2 separate regions of the Homo sapiens genome follow, and region 2 is linked to region 1. The links are chromatin loops, found by intact Hi-C in ENCODE. Cell type or tissue: dorsolateral prefrontal cortex. All regions are shown on one strand. Links, peaks and the distances in the headings refer to the core of each region. The heading gives the core; the rest is flanking DNA.

Region 1 (8,321 bases), core at 40-8,039:
TGGGTTGATTGATAATGGGTTGGTTGATGGCATGGTTGGTTGGCGATAAGGTTGATCGATAATATGGTTGGAAGGCTTAAGGCATAAGTGGGTAGGTGTGGGTCTGGGGCTAGGGCTAGACTCCCATTTGTCAGAAACTCCCAGTAGAATGGGTGGCCAAGAACGGAGATTAAGATGTTTTAGAGAGTTGGCTGACCAACTGCAGCCCAGTGTGCAGCGAACTCTCATGTCAGCCCACTGGAACCTCACTGCATTTGCAAATAGATGAGCTAAAGCTTTATTTTCTCAATTTAAAAGATATTAATCAGTGATGTAGATTTAGGAAATCTGTCTGTTGAATCAGTGGCAGAGTCAGATGGGTAGATGTGAGGGCTCTTTCTCCCCTGACGCCTTCAGCAAATACCTCTGGTTACCATTGTTCCCAGTACTGCTCACTGCTGTTCTTAGAGCTGCGAGATGAGGTAGGAAAAGCTTCCCTAATGCATCCTCAGGGCTTCCCGTGTCCCTGGGGGAGAGACGATGCCCCATGAAATGCAGCTATGGTGTCCGAGAGTGATATGCATCCCTCTGGTGGGACATGAGATGACTTGGGTAGAGCAGAGATGATCAGGGGTGGGGAGGAGCCAGGGCTTTGTGGGGTGGAGACCTGTGTGGGGTGCATCTCTTGGGGGGCTTCCCAGGGCAGTGGGCCAGGCAGGCTTTTGGACACCACTGCTTTCTTTCCTTTACTAGCAGTGTTTCCACTGATTTTTCTTCTTTTCTTTCTTTTATTTTTTTTCTTTTTCTTTCTTTCTTTTTTTTTTTTTTTTTTTTTTTTTTTGAGATGGAGTCTGGCTCTGTCGCCCAGGCTGGAGTGCAAGTGGCACGATTTCGGCTCACTGCAACCTTCACCTCCCGGGTTCAAGTGATTCTCCTGCCTCAGCCTCCTGAGTAGCTGGGATTACAGGTGTGGGCCATCATGTCTGGCTAATTTTTGTATTTTTAGGAGAGACGGGATTTCACCATGTTGGCCAGACTGGTCTCAAACTCCTCGCCTCAGGTGATCTGCCCGCCTCGGCCTCCCAGAGTGATTACAGGCGTGAGCCACTGTGTCTGGCCTCCATTGGTTTTTAACTGAATTCAGTTTGGTAACTGCTGAAGAGCTGGACGTTCGTTTCCAAGAACCATTCCCTCTGCTGAGGCCCAAAACTCTTGTAACTGACCCTTACTTCCATCTCTAGGCAGAGATCAGTGTGAGAGACAAGACTTTTCAGTTGTCTTAGAAAGATTGCATATCCAGTATAATGTCAGTGTGTCCTGTATTTGGTTTTATTCTTAGTTTCTGAAACATCTCACTTCCTCTAAAACAGCACTTCTTAAACCACATCTCTATTGCTGTCATTGGGTCTCTTCCCTTCCTCCTCCAAAGAGTTTAAGAGATGCCAAGTTGAACATAGCTGAACAGGGGGGTTTATTTTACCTGCAGAATCCTCAGAACTCTTAAGTGGCTTTATATTCATCCAAAAAGTCTTTTAAGGGGTGCAGAGAATGGAGCTTTTTCCAAACTTATCTGAAAGCAGAAACATCATTTCATGGACAATTTGCTAATAATGTCATGCGGAAACTGGAGTGTCACACACTTAGCGTGGGGAATGTGGCCTAGAAACTGAGTTCCCTTCACCCACCGCGGCTATGCGATTAATGGGAGTAGCTCTTGGCCCGTCGGTCTGCAGGTGGAGATGTTTGTTTCCATTGCCGAGAATGCTGCGGTGGGAATGCACTGGCAGCACCCGCCTGTTGAGGAACTTGTTTTGCCAAACATACTCGGCAGGTGACTGATGAGTGCCTACCCCTCCCACAAGGCCCCTTCTGCTGGCAGAAGATGCCTGTGACCTCAGCTCCCACCTGGTGGAGCAGAGATGGGCAGCACTGGGCAGCCTCGGGCCCCCGGGAGGCCCCTGTTCGCCCACAGCGTCCCAGGTGCCCTGGGTGTTGCCAGGCAGCGATAGGGAGTGGGCTCTGGGCAGAGTCGGTGTGAGTTCACCAAAGTCTCCACCTTGAGTTCCTCAAGCCCAGTGCAGGAGAGCCCATGAGGGTCAGGGGAAGCCAAGATGGAGGCACACACCCAGGGGACATCGTGGCACCTGCTGCAGGGAAGCCCACGGGCATGGCTGTGATTCCCAGGGGTCAGAGGTCAACAGCCTGAAGGTCTTCTCAAATATGGGAGGCCAGGCCCAGGAGTTGAAGGAAAAAGGTTTATCCATGGGAGAAGGAGTAGTGGGGCTCTCCTACCCCTAACTGCATGATTCTGCAATAACCAGAAACAAGAACAAGAAACCGCAGCCATTCTCCTGAGGGGACGGGGGCCCCATTTCTTCAAAGTTCCCTCTCATCCTCAGGGATACTGATGGGCTCCCCTGTGACTGCCCCTCCTCTCTCCCTGGGGCATCATGAACCTGGAAGGGGGATTCTTCCGTCTCCCTGGCCCTGGCCACGCAGTGCCCACCTTTCCCGTGATAGCCACAACGTCCGTGGAGAGGGAAGTCCAGCCCCTGGGAAATTGGAAGTTGTGCGCAGGTCCTTGCCTGCTGAGGCCTGAGCCGGCGTTCAGCACAGGTGGCTCTGCCCAGCCCTCAGCCTCTCTGCCTTGTCCCTGAGCCGGAGAGCACAAAAGGGCCCCTCCAGGGGAAATGCTGCTGGTGTCATGGCAACAGCTGTTTCACTCCTGAAGGGGGCCAGGCCAAGGCCCTGCCTTCTGCAAGCACTGGTTCTCAGAGAAGATACCAGGGCCTGCAGGGTGAAAATGAGCTCCTGCTAAAATGGGAGGCACAGGCTGTGGCGTCCAGGCTGCCCCTACCCCAGCCCCACGCACCCAGGAATCTAGCACGTCTGTAGCCCCTCGGGCGTGAGCCCACTCCGCTGTGAATCACAGTTGAAGGCGGTGCTTGCTGAGTGTTCGGGCTTCCCATGGCCCCCTGGCCCCAGGTTGCTCCCCGTGGTCCAGTGCACTACCTGCCTCACCCTGAGCTGGGGCCCCCTGGGCCTGCGGCATCTCCTCCCTCATTGCCAACAGCTCCTTACACACTCAGAGTGGCCTCCTTTTGTTCCTTTGTCCTGGTGATCGGGGAGAAGGCATTTAGACTCCCCCTACCCGCATGCCACAGGAGGAAGCTGGAGGCAGGCGTCTCGGAGGACGGGGGGACGTGGGTCTGGGGTCTGGGGCCTCAGTGCCGGACAGGGACAGCATGATGCAGGCTTCAGGCTTCAGCTGGGCCTCTGACAAGAGCCATGGGCCACAGGAGGAAGCACGTGGCGCCCTCCTGCACGTGAGCAGCTGGGAGGCTGCCCTTCCAGGCCTGTGGCTTAGGAGCCCGGAGCCTCCTGGAGCGCAGGGTCACATGTGTCTGAGCTTGAGGCCCCGACTTCAGAACCGAGGGGGCGCCGTCTGGATTGTGCGGTCGGTGAACTGCGGCTTCGGTTCTATCCTTTGTGGCCCTGCAGCCGCTTAATCCCCAGGTGTGTTCTGTTCTGCCTCATTCCCACAAGGTGTTGGGACCCAGCAGACACGGGTGCTGGCGATCACCACCGTGTCCATTTAGAGAGCTTTCCTGAGGCCCACAGTGTGCAGGCGGCAGCCATTGTGCGGGGACTGGGAGGGTTGTGGCCTCAGGCGGGGGCGGTAGCCAGCTCTTCCCTAGCACTACTTTGTGCGGGGACTGGGAGGGTCGTGGCCTCAGGCCGGGGCGGTAACCAGCTCTTCCCTAGCTGCTCCAGCACTTTATGTTTGTAAATTCATGGAGTCCTTGCGGCCACTGTGGGAATGGAGAGGGGTCATTATTTTCATTTCACAGCCGAGTGTCACATGGCCCAGATTGTCAGCCAGGACGTGGCCCAGCTGGGACTTGAACCCGGGAGGTCTGGCTCTGGGGCTGACTGTTAGTCTGCAGCCCTGTGTATTGCAGTGTAGACAGGAGGCTCAGCGCCTGCCCGGGCCAGGCAGCCACAGTCTGGAGACTGTGGCTGAGGGAGCCTCAGTGTTCTGTAGGGCACCTCGGGGCACCGGACATGCACGCACAGAACCAGGGCTGCAACCCCAGCACCGGCCTCTGTCGGTGGCAGCAACAGACATTTGGGCTGGGAGGCAGGCTTGGTGGTCAGCACCACACTCACAGGGGACCAGCTGTGCACCCACCTGGGCCCTCTGCAGCTTCAGGCTCCGATGGGGTGCCTGGGCCTGCTGCTGACGCCTCTGCTCTGCTCCCCGCAGCTTGCACGCGGACACCAGGTGGCGCTGTCGTCTATCAGCTATGTGGGCTGCTCCCTCTCCGTGCTCTGCCTGGTGGCCACGCTGGTCACCTTCGCCGTGCTGTCGTGAGTCCCCTTTTCTAATCCACCCAACAGTCTCTCGGCCCCTGCCTGCACCCAGATCTCAAGATGGAAGAGACACGGGAGAGGGGAGGGGCTGTGGAGGTAAGAGCACCAGGCTTAGCTGGAAAGGTCTGGAAAGGCCCCCAGCCCAGGCACAGGAATTCTGGTGGAACCCGAGCCAGGCAAAAGGGGATGGCCATGGGCCTGGGGACACCTCAGCCCTGTGCTCAGATATTCACTCTCGCTCCCACGTTCCTCAGCACAGGCGTGTGGTCGGCTTTGAGGGCCCGACTGTGCCCAAGAGAGATGAGAACATGCTTGGATGGGGGCTGGACAATAACCAAGTAAACAAAAGCGAGAACAAACATCTTCACTGTGATCACGCCACGAGGCAGCAGGGCAGAGAGCGAGGGGTGCAGCTAGGTCCCAGCAGTGGTCAGGAAGCTTACGCTGAGGGAGACATTTGGGCCGCCATGCGGGGACCTGGGAGAGGGTTTACTGCATGGGAACAGCTATGCAAAGGCCCCACAGCTGGAATAAGCTGGGGCTTTGAGAAGCAGGAACATGAGCTGGGAAAGAAAGGAACTCAGAGCAGAGCCATGGCCCAGGGTCAGACTGTGTAGGGCTGTGTGGGCATGGAAGGAGCTGGGGTCAGATCCAAGAGCAATAGGGAGCCATCGATGGTCCACAGCAGGGAGTGACAGCAACCCCTCTGGCTGCTCTTGGAGGAATGGATATAGGGACTTCGTGGGGCCAGGGAGCCCAGCCTGGGGGACTGGGTCGGCGCAGGGCCCAGGCCTCACACCCTGCCTCTGTCCTCAGCTCCGTGAGCACCATCCGGAACCAGCGCTACCACATCCACGCCAACCTGTCCTTCGCCGTGCTGGTGGCCCAGGTCCTGCTGCTCATTAGTTTCCGCCTCGAGCCGGGCACGGTGAGTGGGCGCAGCTCCGTGTTCCTGCGCTGTCCTTCCCTTGCCTCCTCGGATGTCACCGGGTGGCACCTTCTGCTAGCTTTTTCAACTCAAATTTCAGAACCCATCTCCCCAGACAACCAGGGCTGTGGTTTTCTCGGGGGAAGCAGAGATCGTGACGTGCATGAGCTGGTTTCTGTGCTGCACGCCAGCCTCGGGTAAAGCTGCCGCTGCCGCCACCCACTCACACTGCCTAGCACCAGCTACGCGCGAGGCACCATGACAAGGGCTTGCATCTGTGAAGCCATGTCACCCTCTAACCAGCTGTCATCCTCTCAGCCTACAGATAAAGGAATTGGGGCACAGGGCTCACAGTCCTTGGCCAAGCTGACGGCCTGGTGTGGGCAGACCAAGACTCTTATTGGCTGCAGGCTGTGCCCTTCATCAGCTGCTTGACAGCAAACAGTTGTGCCACCTCTGTTCAGCGAAGCAGACCTGCAGACCTAGATGCCATCTTTCCCTGCCCTTTGCATGGAGTGGGGGGTTCTCTGGGGCCCTAAGAAGTCTTAGACCTCACAGAAGGCAAAGAGCTGAGACTCTCTGAAGTGACCCAGCAGTGGAATGATGTGGGCTTGTAAGCTAGTTGATGGAAGAGAAAAACAGAGGGCTGCCTGCTCCATGTGTGGGAGGAAAAAGGGAGCTGGTTCTGGCAGAAGCTCTTAGGAACCCAGCAGGATAAGCCTGTGGTCTTAGGGTGCAATCAGGATTGGCCAACAGAAGATGAACGCTTTATCCCATGCCTAGCGGGTCAGCAGAGCCTCTCCTCCTCACTGCCCAGCAGAGCCCTTTGTCCCCATGCATGTCCTGGGGCTGCTGCCTATGGACAGACCCACCTTCATGTGGCAGCAAGCACCTCCCTCACAGGGCACCCCACCTCAGACTCGGGAGCATCTGAGAAGTTCCTGGATGCACCGTGGAATGGATGGGGTGTGCACTGGCCTCATGTTCTCCTGCTGGACGCTTCTCAGGCTCCGGTGTGAAACCTCCCATGAGGATTCCTTACAGTGCAGATTTTGGTTTAGGAGCTCTGGGTGGAGCTCAGAATGCTGTATTTCTATCAATCATTCAGGTGATGCTGACGCTGCCTGTTCAAGTCCATACTGGGGAGCAAGGTCCCACTGTGTGCTGGCAGCAGGAGGGGAGGCAGGTCTGCAGCAGCTCCAGGTGTCTATAATCCCAGCTGGTGGCCCTAGGGGACTGGGAGAGCATCTTTCCTCCAGAACCCTGTGTCTCAATCCCAGGGAAGGGCTCTGATGGGTCCCGCTTTCCCAGAGACCTGTGTCTGAATCCCAGGGAAGGGCTCTGATGGGTCCCGCTCTCCCAGAGACCTGTGTCTGAATCCCAGGGAAGGGCTCTGATGGGTCCTGCTTTCCCAGAGACCTGTGTCTGAATCCCAGCGAAGGGCTCTGATGGGTCCCGCTCTCCCAGAGACCTGTGGCTAAATCCCAGGGAAGGGCTCTGATGGGTCCCGCTCTCCCAGAGACCCGTGTCTAAATCGCAGGGAAGGGCTCTGATGGGTCCTGCTCTCCCAGAGACCCGTGTCTAAATCCCAGGGAAGGGCTCTGATGGGTCCCGCTCTCCCAGAGACCCGTGTCTGAATCCCAGGGAAGGGCTCTGATGGGTCCCGCTCTCCCAGAGACCTGGGTCAGAATCCCAGGGAAGGGCTCCAGTTGGTCCTGTTTGAGTGATATGCCTACAGGGTAAACCTTTGTGCCCAGATGGGAGAGGATGATTGTAATGGTTGGTCCCACCAGAGCCTCTGGGGTAGGAAGGGGCTGCTCCCCAAGGAAAAGGGGCAGCTGGTCCTGGAAGACACAGGGCCAGGGGTTGCTGAGCCAACAAAAATAATAGGTATGTCTTATTTTGTATCTAGATATAACAGATCATGATGACAAGAAACACATTTAGTGGCTTGTACATTTCTTCTCTGAGAACTAACTGCCTTGGGCGTATCTGAAGGACAGAACTTGGAGCGCCAGCAGAGCTGGGTTGTCCTGGGGTCCTTGGTTTGTGTTCCTTCCTGGGCTCTGGTTTCCTGGACCTTTTATCTAGAGCTAAGGGACACGCCCTGGCTGTTCCCAGCACCTGGACTCACAGGGAGCAGAGGAGTGGAGCCCCAGGAGGATCTGAGGCTGCACTGTGCAGGGCCCAACTCTCTCCGTCCTGGGCACCTGGGGCCTCCAGGCCCCAGGCAAGGAATGGAGAGGTTCCCAAGGCCCTGCCTTTCTGTCCCTGAGCCCTATTGAGGGGAAGCCTATGGAGCAGCATGGTCGCCTGAGCCCCTTTCAGTTCTGGGTAACTACAACTTGGAAGCTGCAGTCAATTTAGTTAGAACTAGAAGTCCCAGCATGTAGGGTTCAGCCACATGGCAGGCGGCAGGCTCCACACCTCTCTGGGAGCCACGTGGCTTCCAAAGTTCCTTGCTCCAGTCCTCACTTGAAGGGAGGGAAACTCTTCCATAGTCCCTGCCTTAGCCCCAGAATCCACCCTGATTGGACCAGGTGAGTCATGTGCCCATCCCTGAGCCAATCCTGTTGCAAGGAATGGATAGTTTTGCTGATTGGTTGGGCCTGAGTCCTGTGCCCTCTCCTGAACCAATCACCATCCCTGGGGGCAACATGGTGCTGTAATTGGCTAGCCCTGAGTCAAGCGCTACACCCAAATCCCTGGGCTTGAGCAACAGGAAGATACCCTGGGAAGAAACATGGTCACATGACCAAAAGACCACCCAGGACATGGATACTGGGAGGCTGGGATCATAGCCACGCCCAGGGCCCACCCCAGAGCTGTCTCACTTCCCATCTCTGGTTAAATCCTAGACCCCCTGCCAAGTGATGGCCGTGCTCCTACACTACTTCTTCCTGAGTGCCTTCGCATGGATGCTGGTGGAGGGGCTGCACCTCTACAGCATGGTGATCAAGGTCTTTGGGTCGGAGGACAGCAAGCACCGTTACTACTATGGGATGGGATGGGGTAGGTGGGGCAGGGCAGGTGGGATGGC
Region 2 (8,321 bases), core at 237-8,236, 500 kb after region 1:
AGCCCTCGGTTCTGGAAACTGCCCACCCCTTTCCCAGAAGACTCATGATTATTTATGGCATTTGTAAACCGTCATGGCGCTGATGAGCAGTAAGGATGACCCCAGAGGTCACTCATTGCCATCTTGGTTTTGGAGGGATTTGGCCGGCATCTTTACTGCAATCGGTTTCATCAGCTGGGTTTGTGACCTGTGTCTTGTGCCGACCTTCTGTCTCATCCTGTGACTTAGAATGCCTAACCTGCTGGGAATGCAGCCCAGTAGGTCTCAGCCTGATCTTACTCAGCCCCTGTTCAAGATGGAGTCATTCTGGTTCAAATGCCTCTGACACTTCCCTCACCTTTAACCCTGGAGAGGGTGATTCCCTCCTGACCCCACAGAGCCCAAGCTGAGTTCTACTTTGTTATTTTCAGAAGAGCAAACCTCAGAAACAAGAAAGCCCCTGCACCATCGACAATAATGTTTAAAAACCTCAACCCCAAGCAACTTCTTTTCATCCCCTTCTTTTCCCAGCAAGACTTTTTTAAGGTTCAAAAACAAGCGCAAAACAGCAGCAACAAAAAATCATCAAAATCCCCAGGGTTTTGGTTTTGTTTTGTTTTTCATTATTCTCCTGGAGCTTTCCCATATCTAATATTTTCCAACCTTTTCCTTAAGGACATTCCCCCAGGTTTCAGGACAGAAGCATCTCAACAGGTGTGGGAGGTCTTTTCTGCTAGAGAGTGTAATTTTGGAACTGTACTCACATTTCTTTCCAATCTGGGCCAAGGTCTAATTCAGACGCATAACTGAAAATCTGGGTCCACTAACAGTGCCTGTGATTGTCCAACGGGTTGTTCCTGCCCACTGCACAAATAAAGACCACGGCACTGCAGTCAAGAAAGAGTTTAATTGCCATGAGGCCGGCCACGCCATGTGGGAGATGGAGTTATTACTCAAATCGACCTCCCCAAAAATTCATAGATTGGGGTTTTTAAGGATAATTTGGTGGGTAGAGGGTTGGCAAGTGGGGACTGCTGACTGGTAGGGTCAGAGATGAAATCATAGAAAGTCAAAGCTGTCATCTTGCACTGAGTCAGTTCCTGGGTAGGGGCCACAAGACCAAATGAGCCAGTTTATTTTTCTGGGTGGAGTCAGCTGGTGCATCAGAATGCAAGGTCTGCAAAATATCTGAAGCCCTGATCTCAGGTTTTACGACAGTGACTCTGTACCGTAATTTCTAATCTTCTAATTCGTAAGTCAAGTCCCTAGGCAAGGAGGGGTTTTGTTTTGGGAAAGAGCTGTTATCATCTTTGTTTCAAAGTTAAACTAAGTTCCTTCCAAAGTAAGCTCAGCCTACGCCCAGGAATGAACAAGGACAGCTTGGAGGTGAGAAGCAAGATGGAGTCGGTTAGGTCAGATCTGTTTCACCGCCATAATTTCCTCAGTTCTAATTTTTGCAGAGGCGGTTTCATGCCCAGACAGAGAAACGTCTGACATCGTTGTGCAACCCTAGAATACTGTTGTGAAACTGTTCTTGTGCCCCATTTACCAACTGCACAAATTCACCAACTTTTTCAGACAATAGTCGTCTCTCAGTATCCTCGGGAGGTTGGTTCTGAGGCTCCCATGGATACCAAAATCTGAAGATGCTCAAGTCCCTTATATAAAATGGTGTGTTATTTGCATATAACCTAGGCACATCCTCCTGTATACATTAAATTGTCTCTGCATTCCTTATAATACTCAAGATAACACAAATACCGTGCCAATAGTTGTTATCACTGCTTTTTTATTTACTTTTGATTGTTGTATTGTTATTTTTATTGGGTTTTGTTTGTTTTTTGTTTTTTGAGACAGAGTCTCACTCTGTTGCCCAGGCTGGAGTGCAGTGGTGCGATCTTGGCTCACTGCAACCTCCACCTCCCAGGTTCTCCTGCCTCAGCCTCCCGAGTAGCTGGAATTACAGAGGCCCAAGACCACGTCCAGCTAATTTTTGGATTTTTAGTAGAGATGAGGTCTCACCATGTTGGCCAGGCTGGTCTTGAACTGCTGACCTCAAGTGATCTGCCCACCTCGGCCTCCCAAAGTACTGGAATTACAGGCGTGAGCCACCATGCCCGGCCCCAGGTTATTTTTTAATATTTTTGATCTGAGGTCCAAGGACATGGGGCCTATGGATATGGAGGGCCACGTCCATCTGTTTCCCCTCTCAGATTCTTCCCAGTCACCCTCTCAAACTTGCCAGTTGGTATTCTATTCCGGTTTAACTCTGGCATTAACTCATCTCAACCTAATCTCAGTGGAATCATAGAGGTAGATTTTGGATCCGACATTACCTGGGGGATTCTGTGGGAGTTAGGAGGAAGAGAAGTGAGTGTTTGTACAATCCACTGACAGCTATTCCTGTACTGCCTGTGTCTTCATTGTTTTGAATTTCTGTTTCATTTTCTATTTTTAAGCCTGTCTTGAGTCAGTTGAAATCAGATTAGCTGTCCTCTGAAGTTCCTTCCAGTTCTGAGAATCTGTGATTTCATTTAATATTAAACAGACTTGTGAGCAAACATGAAGGATGCGGAGGTATTTTATGAACTATAAACATACCAACACCAGTATGAGATTACTAATTCAACCTTTGTGTGTCTTGTGTATTCACACGGAGTACAGGTGCCTCAGGGAAGGGACCCAATGGTGTTGGGTCACCGGTTTCAGTGCATGCTCAGTATGACAGCCATAAGATCTCACTTTGCATGCAGTGGCTGGTCGGGTGCGGTCATCCGTGGTCACACTGCACCAGGGATGCCTTCAGGAAGGCTGTTCAGACCTTACAGAGGCATCTTCCCCTACACACAGAATTCCTTTTCTTTCTCACACACATGGTCCTTCAAGTTGTTTTCCAGACTTTTTTGTGTATAGGCCACGGATTCCAGCAGTGGTGGAGGGTGAGTCACTGTCACCGGTGGTAATTTATCATAGTTACCATGTTGGGAGGTTAGGAGGGGCTGGTTGTCATTCATCCATCCTCAGATTGTTTTTGTGATTTCTCTCAACATCAGTAGGTTGGGGTTTTTTTGATGAATTGTGTTTGTTTGTTTGTTTTTCTACCTTCCAAAAGTCTTTGTGGGATACTTCATTTTGGCTCTTTCATGTGTCTGGATGGTCTGACATTTTTGTTTTATTACAAAATTGAGCGGTAGAAACTGTAAATGAAGAATTTCACTCTTAGAAATGTCCAGCAAAGATCATTTAAATAGGTGAATAAAGAATTGAAGGTCCTCAGTTAGTAACATTACAGTCCTAGCATAAATTCTTCCTTAATTTTCATCTATGATGGGTTAGCTCTGATTAAAAATACCACTGGGGCTTGCGATTTTTACTTCTCTTCAGTTGCATTCGATATCAATTTTGTTTTAATTGTTTTATTTACATTTCATAGGAAATCAATGCAATGGACAAATGAGAGAGAAGCAAAAACACATTAATGGCATTTGTTTTTGCCATGTGACCATTTGAAGCAATTCTGGGAATAAACAGTTTAAAATCTGTTACTGTTTAGAATTAAATACTTTATATTTGGCATGTACTGCCTTCGTCTGATTTCTGCGTTGTTTCCATGGAAACGCGCATAATTTATGTGAAAGCGCCACACCATGTGTGATCACTTATGTTTAAGCCCAGTTTGGGATATTGTCTCTCGTATCCCCACACCTCCTCACCACTATTTTGTCTTTGATATGGAGCAGGTGTTGGCGAATGCAGCAACATCACTAAGGCAAGTTCCACCATAGACAACGCAGATATTTTGCTTGGAGAGTTTCTGCTTTTAAAATCTTTGGGGGAGCCAAGCCAACACCCCATGTTCACTCTGACACGTGGCTTCTGTGGTTCTGCGGGAACAGAAACACGCAGTTCCAGGACGGGCCTCCAGGGGGAGGTTGGGGCCGCCCTTCCTGCTCAGCCTGCAACCGACTCCTCCCGCCAGACAGGCTGTGGTCAGAGACACAACAGGAAAATCAAATTTGTTGATTTTCCAAACAAAAAGAAGTTGGTTTGTTTTTTGTATTTTACAGGTTTTTTTTCTACTTCGATAGCATTTTGGTGGTTTTTGTTACATGCATGAATTGTGTGGTGGTGAATTCTGAGATTCTAGTGCCCCCGTCACCCAAGGGGTGTCCATTGTCCTAGCGTGTAGGTCTTTTTATCCCTAGCCCCATCCCGCCCTCCTCCTTCTGAGCCTCTAGAGCCCATTACATCACTCCGTACGCCTTCGCGTAGTCAGCCTAGCTCCCTCTGACAAGTGAGAACATGTGGTTTTGGTTTTCCACGCCTGTGTTCCTTCACTTAGAATAATGCCCCCAGCTCCGTCCGAGTTGCTGCCCATCGGCTACTGAATGGATAAAGAAAACGTGGTGTCTATACACCAAGGGGTACTACTCAGCCATTAACATGAATGCAATACTGTCTGTTCCAGCAGCTTTTTGAGGAAGGCTAGCGCACCTAGCTAATCCATCTGAAGCCTAATGCTGTGCTCTGTTGTCTCAAAAATCAGTACTTGGAGGCAGGAATGTGGCTGCCTGCAGCAAACCATGAGAGACTCTGGGGACCTCGCTGTGGGGTTTTGGTGGGAAGGCGGCCCCAAGCCATCCCTGGCTCCTTGGCAGCAATGCAGGGCATCCCAGGGAAGCGGCTGGTGACGCTGGCACCTTTGATCATGAGAGAAGGGCGGTGGGGCCATCATGGAAAGCTTTAGAGAACTCAGCTACAAAACAGGAGATGTGGGCCTTGTGTTCCCATAGCCTTAAGAGCGGCATGAAAGAAACAGCCGTGGCTTCACCTGCCCAACGGGTAGGGAACAAGGCATGAAAAGACAACATTGTAGCCCTGTTGGTGGAGGCCCTCTCTGTCTTCGTCCACGAATGTGAAGCTTCTGATGGTCAACCTCAGAAATTAATCAAGAGCCTGCAGAGCTGCAGTGGGACAGGAGTGTCCCCCGTTTTATAGCCCATGGCAACACTGGGTCCGTTGGAGCAGGTTCGTCTGAAGGAGCTGGAGAGTGGCTGCCCGCAGTGGTCCCAGATCCCACCTGTCTATGAGGAGGCCACACCCTCCAGGGCACAGTTGACTGGACCTTTGATGACCTCTGACACAAGCAGGCCTCTCCCTGGCCACCTGGCCTGGGCGCCAAGAGTCTTGTTTCGGGTTGAGCCTGCCTCGTAAGCAAGATATGAGGAATCTCGGGGCTGTGTGCTGGGTGGGGAGCACCTTCTGCCTCATGGACAGAGGGGCAGAGAAGTCAGACCAGCAGAGGAAAGATGACAAAGCCACCTGCAAGGGAGAGCGGGGGCAGCCGGCCTCCTCTTCCTGGCACCCTCTCTTTTCTTGCCTTTTCTGTCATTAAACTTTCCTGGTTTTCCTCCCATTTCTCTGGACACCCCTTGGGCCCGCTTGCCAGCTCCTCTGCCTTCTTGTTTAAACAGCATCCCTTCCCACACCGTAGCCTGCTGGATAGAGTCCTGGGTCCCTAAGATGGGACAGGATGGTGACACCTGGCAGGAAGCGGGCAATGTCCCTACACACAGTTCCAGCTCCAGAGTGGAGGCTCAGGGATTTTGCCCAGGGGAGGGTAAAAGTGAGGGCTCCAGGTCTCTTCCCAAGGAAACTAACTTCATCTGCAGCACAGTATGGGGAAGTTGAAGCCCAAGGATGCTCTCAAGAACAGCGGAGGTGTGGCGGAAGGCGCCAGTGGACAGCAGATTCCTGGAGATGTGGGCCGCACTGCAGGCTGGCTAGTTTGCAGGGTCGGGCTGTGGGCTGTTTCTTGGAACAGGAGCGGCATGTGGGCAGGGCAGAGCCTCCAAGGCACCTGCTACAGCAGCAGCAGCCTTCACAGGGCAGGCTGGAGTGCCTGTGGAATGAGGGCATGGTGCCTGCGGCTCGGGTGTGCACAGTGGAGATGGGAGGGAGATAGTGTCTGGGCCAGGAAGACGGAGACGAAGCCGTCTCCTCTATTTCACTCATTAAAAATAACTCTGGGTCTCAGTTCCTCTGCAGCCAACCAGTCTTGGTGCCTTGGGTAGTTGGGTGTTTGGGGTCTAAATGAGCCTCTGCTTTCTGCAGACCTAGCCCTGGGGCTCAGCAGAGCGGAGGCCCCACAGTTCATGCTGACTGTGCCTCACGTGGGCTGGGGCAGAGAGAAGCCAACCAGAGACCCTTCAGCCACACGGGGTGTGTGGGGTTCCATCCAGCCTGCACCCAGCTGCCCGGACACGGCTCTGACGTGGGCTGAGTCCACACGTGGTGTGTGGGGTTCCATCCAGCCTGCACCCAACTGCCCGGAAACGGCTCTGACGTGGGCTGAGTCCACTCAGGGGTCCTTTGTGCCAATCCATTGTACAGGCAGGGGTGCCTGCTCCCCCTGCCCAGCATGGCCCCACCCACCTGCACAAGAAGGCCCAGGCTCCCTGTGCCCTGGCTCTGTGCCCCCCAGGCCCTGTCCTCCCTGCAGCCATGCCACATGATCCATGGTGCACTTGTTTCCGGCTCTGTGCCCCACCAAATGGCCCACCAGCCCAGAGGAAACCCAGGGCCACGTATTCCAAATCGTGATGGGGTGAGCCTGTGGTGCTGTCGAGACCCTGGAAAAATCCCCTGGGGTGGGGTCCTGCCCTCGGTCTCCACCCCACCTGGCCGCTGACATCGTGGGGATCCTGCCCCTTCCCCACTCCGCTGTGAGCCGCCCACCCGCTCCTTCCACCTGCCTGAGTCTTGAGTCACGACACTTTGCAGAATTAAGTTACTTCGCCACTGGCTCTCCACTTGAAAGTAACCTCTCTAATTGCTCATTTGGGGACCTGACCTGACCCTCTCTTGCCTGGGGCCTGAGGCTGTGATGTTAGCAGGAATCCAGCGTCTATGTCCCCGTGTCCTGTCTACACGTGTACACACAGCCCAAGGTGTCCTTCCTGCCACAGGCGCAGTTCTCATTAGGGTCCTGCTGCAGGGCCGCTGGCTCTCCGGTTACCGCTGGGCTGGGTGGAGCTACAGCACTGGGGGAAGATTTTCTCATTTTGCACTTCGGGACCCACACTCATCCACACTGTGCTGATAACATGGAGCAGAGGGAAGGGCACAGGCCCCGTGCCCACACTCAGGGGTGTGGCACCAGTGGGGCACCTGTGCAGGCTATGGGACCCGCAGGGAGTGAGCATCTGGGGGTGGCTGCCCAGCCCGGCACTTGCTGCCATGTAGGGGGAGTGGCCAGGTCTGCCGCGTGTCCCCTGGTTCAAAGAATCCAGGGACCCCTGCCATCAGCGAGGTCTTCCGATTGTCACCAATGGACCGCCCAGTGTTTCTTCACCCACCTCTCCCCCGCCTCGGCCCCCTTCTCTGGCCTCTGCCCAGGCTGACCTGGGTGGACTGTGGCCCTCGAGGGGACCCATGTGGACCACGGCAGCCGAGGCTGCAGAGCCCTGGGTTTAAACAGAGCAGGGATGGGACGCGGCCCCCCACCCCGAGAAGCCACATTAGAATCCGTGTTGGTCAGTCCATTTGAGCCGCTGAAACAAAACCACAGAATGGGTGGCTTAGAAACAACAGAAATTTATTTTTCACCATTCTAGAGGCTGGCAGAGTCAGCATCTGATGAGGACCACTTCCTGGTTCATGGACGACGCCTTCTGACTACATTGTTGCATGGTGGAAGGGATTGGGGGCTTCCTAGGGTCCCTTTTGGAAGGGCACTAACCCCAGAAAAAGCGCTCAGTCCTCATAATCTCATCACCTCCCAGAGTTCCCACCTCCTGACACCATCACCTTGGGGGTTAGCATTTCCACAGATGCGTCTGGGGAGATACAAGCATTCAGACCATAGCTGGGTCCCTGGTGACAGCCGCCTGGGGCCTGCTGGGTTTGAACCTCAGGGACAAGCTGGGCCCTGGACCCTCTGTAACCCAGGTTCAACGGCTCACCACTCAAAAGCCAGACATGAGGGCCAAGGGGTGGTGGGAGGGAAAGCAGCTTTCATCGGAAAGCCAACAAGCCAAGAAGATGAACTGGTGTTCTAAAGCACCATCTTAAATGTTAAAATGTGCCACGGGGAGCTGGGAAACGTGACACGGGAGCCACGCGGGGTGCAGGGCCTGTGTGTCTCACCCCAGTGGCTGTCTTGGGTGGACGGAGGTCTGGATGGTGCCATGTTGACTTGGGCCCGGTGGTGGTGGACGTTGGTCATGACTTCCCCTAAGCAGCAGAGTCCACAATGGGGGCTCAGTGCCCGGTTTGTTTTGAGATCAGCCTCTGCAATTTCTTAAGCAAGAATCTAATTAGATGAGTGTGCATTGCTACAG

Evidence for each region. A loop is a pair of places that touch in the nucleus more often than their neighbours do. Peaks named below come from ENCODE experiments on the same cell type or tissue, not always from the same donor. Only the 100,000 strongest peaks of a DNase experiment are listed, where the experiment ranks them.
Region 2: it touches region 1 in a loop (5-fold over the local background); 2 of 110 quality-filtered maps call a loop at or near these places.

Annotation. Positions count from the first base shown.
Region 1 is chr12:131,100,585-131,108,905 of GRCh38, forward strand. ADGRD1 (adhesion G protein-coupled receptor D1) reads left to right here. Exons shown (of 25, transcript NM_198827.5): 16 at 4,247-4,350; 17 at 5,170-5,281; 18 at 8,140-8,293. Among named protein-coding and RNA genes, the nearest start is that of LINC01257, 60 kb to the right of the region's middle. RefSeq lists an enhancer at 4,451-4,520. In dorsolateral prefrontal cortex, for the core only: CTCF peaks have their summits at 4,259 (motif pointing right) and 4,461; DNase peaks (open chromatin) are centred at 4,267, 5,306 and 5,499; H3K27ac peaks cover 2,675 bases.
Region 2 is chr12:131,605,311-131,613,631 of GRCh38, forward strand. No RefSeq gene overlaps it. Among named protein-coding and RNA genes, the nearest start is that of LINC02414, 39 kb to the right of the region's middle. RefSeq lists an enhancer at 2,335-2,524. In dorsolateral prefrontal cortex, for the core only: CTCF peaks have their summits at 3,893 (motif pointing right) and 4,095; a DNase peak (open chromatin) is centred at 3,931; H3K4me3 peaks cover 331 bases; H3K27ac peaks cover 3,031 bases.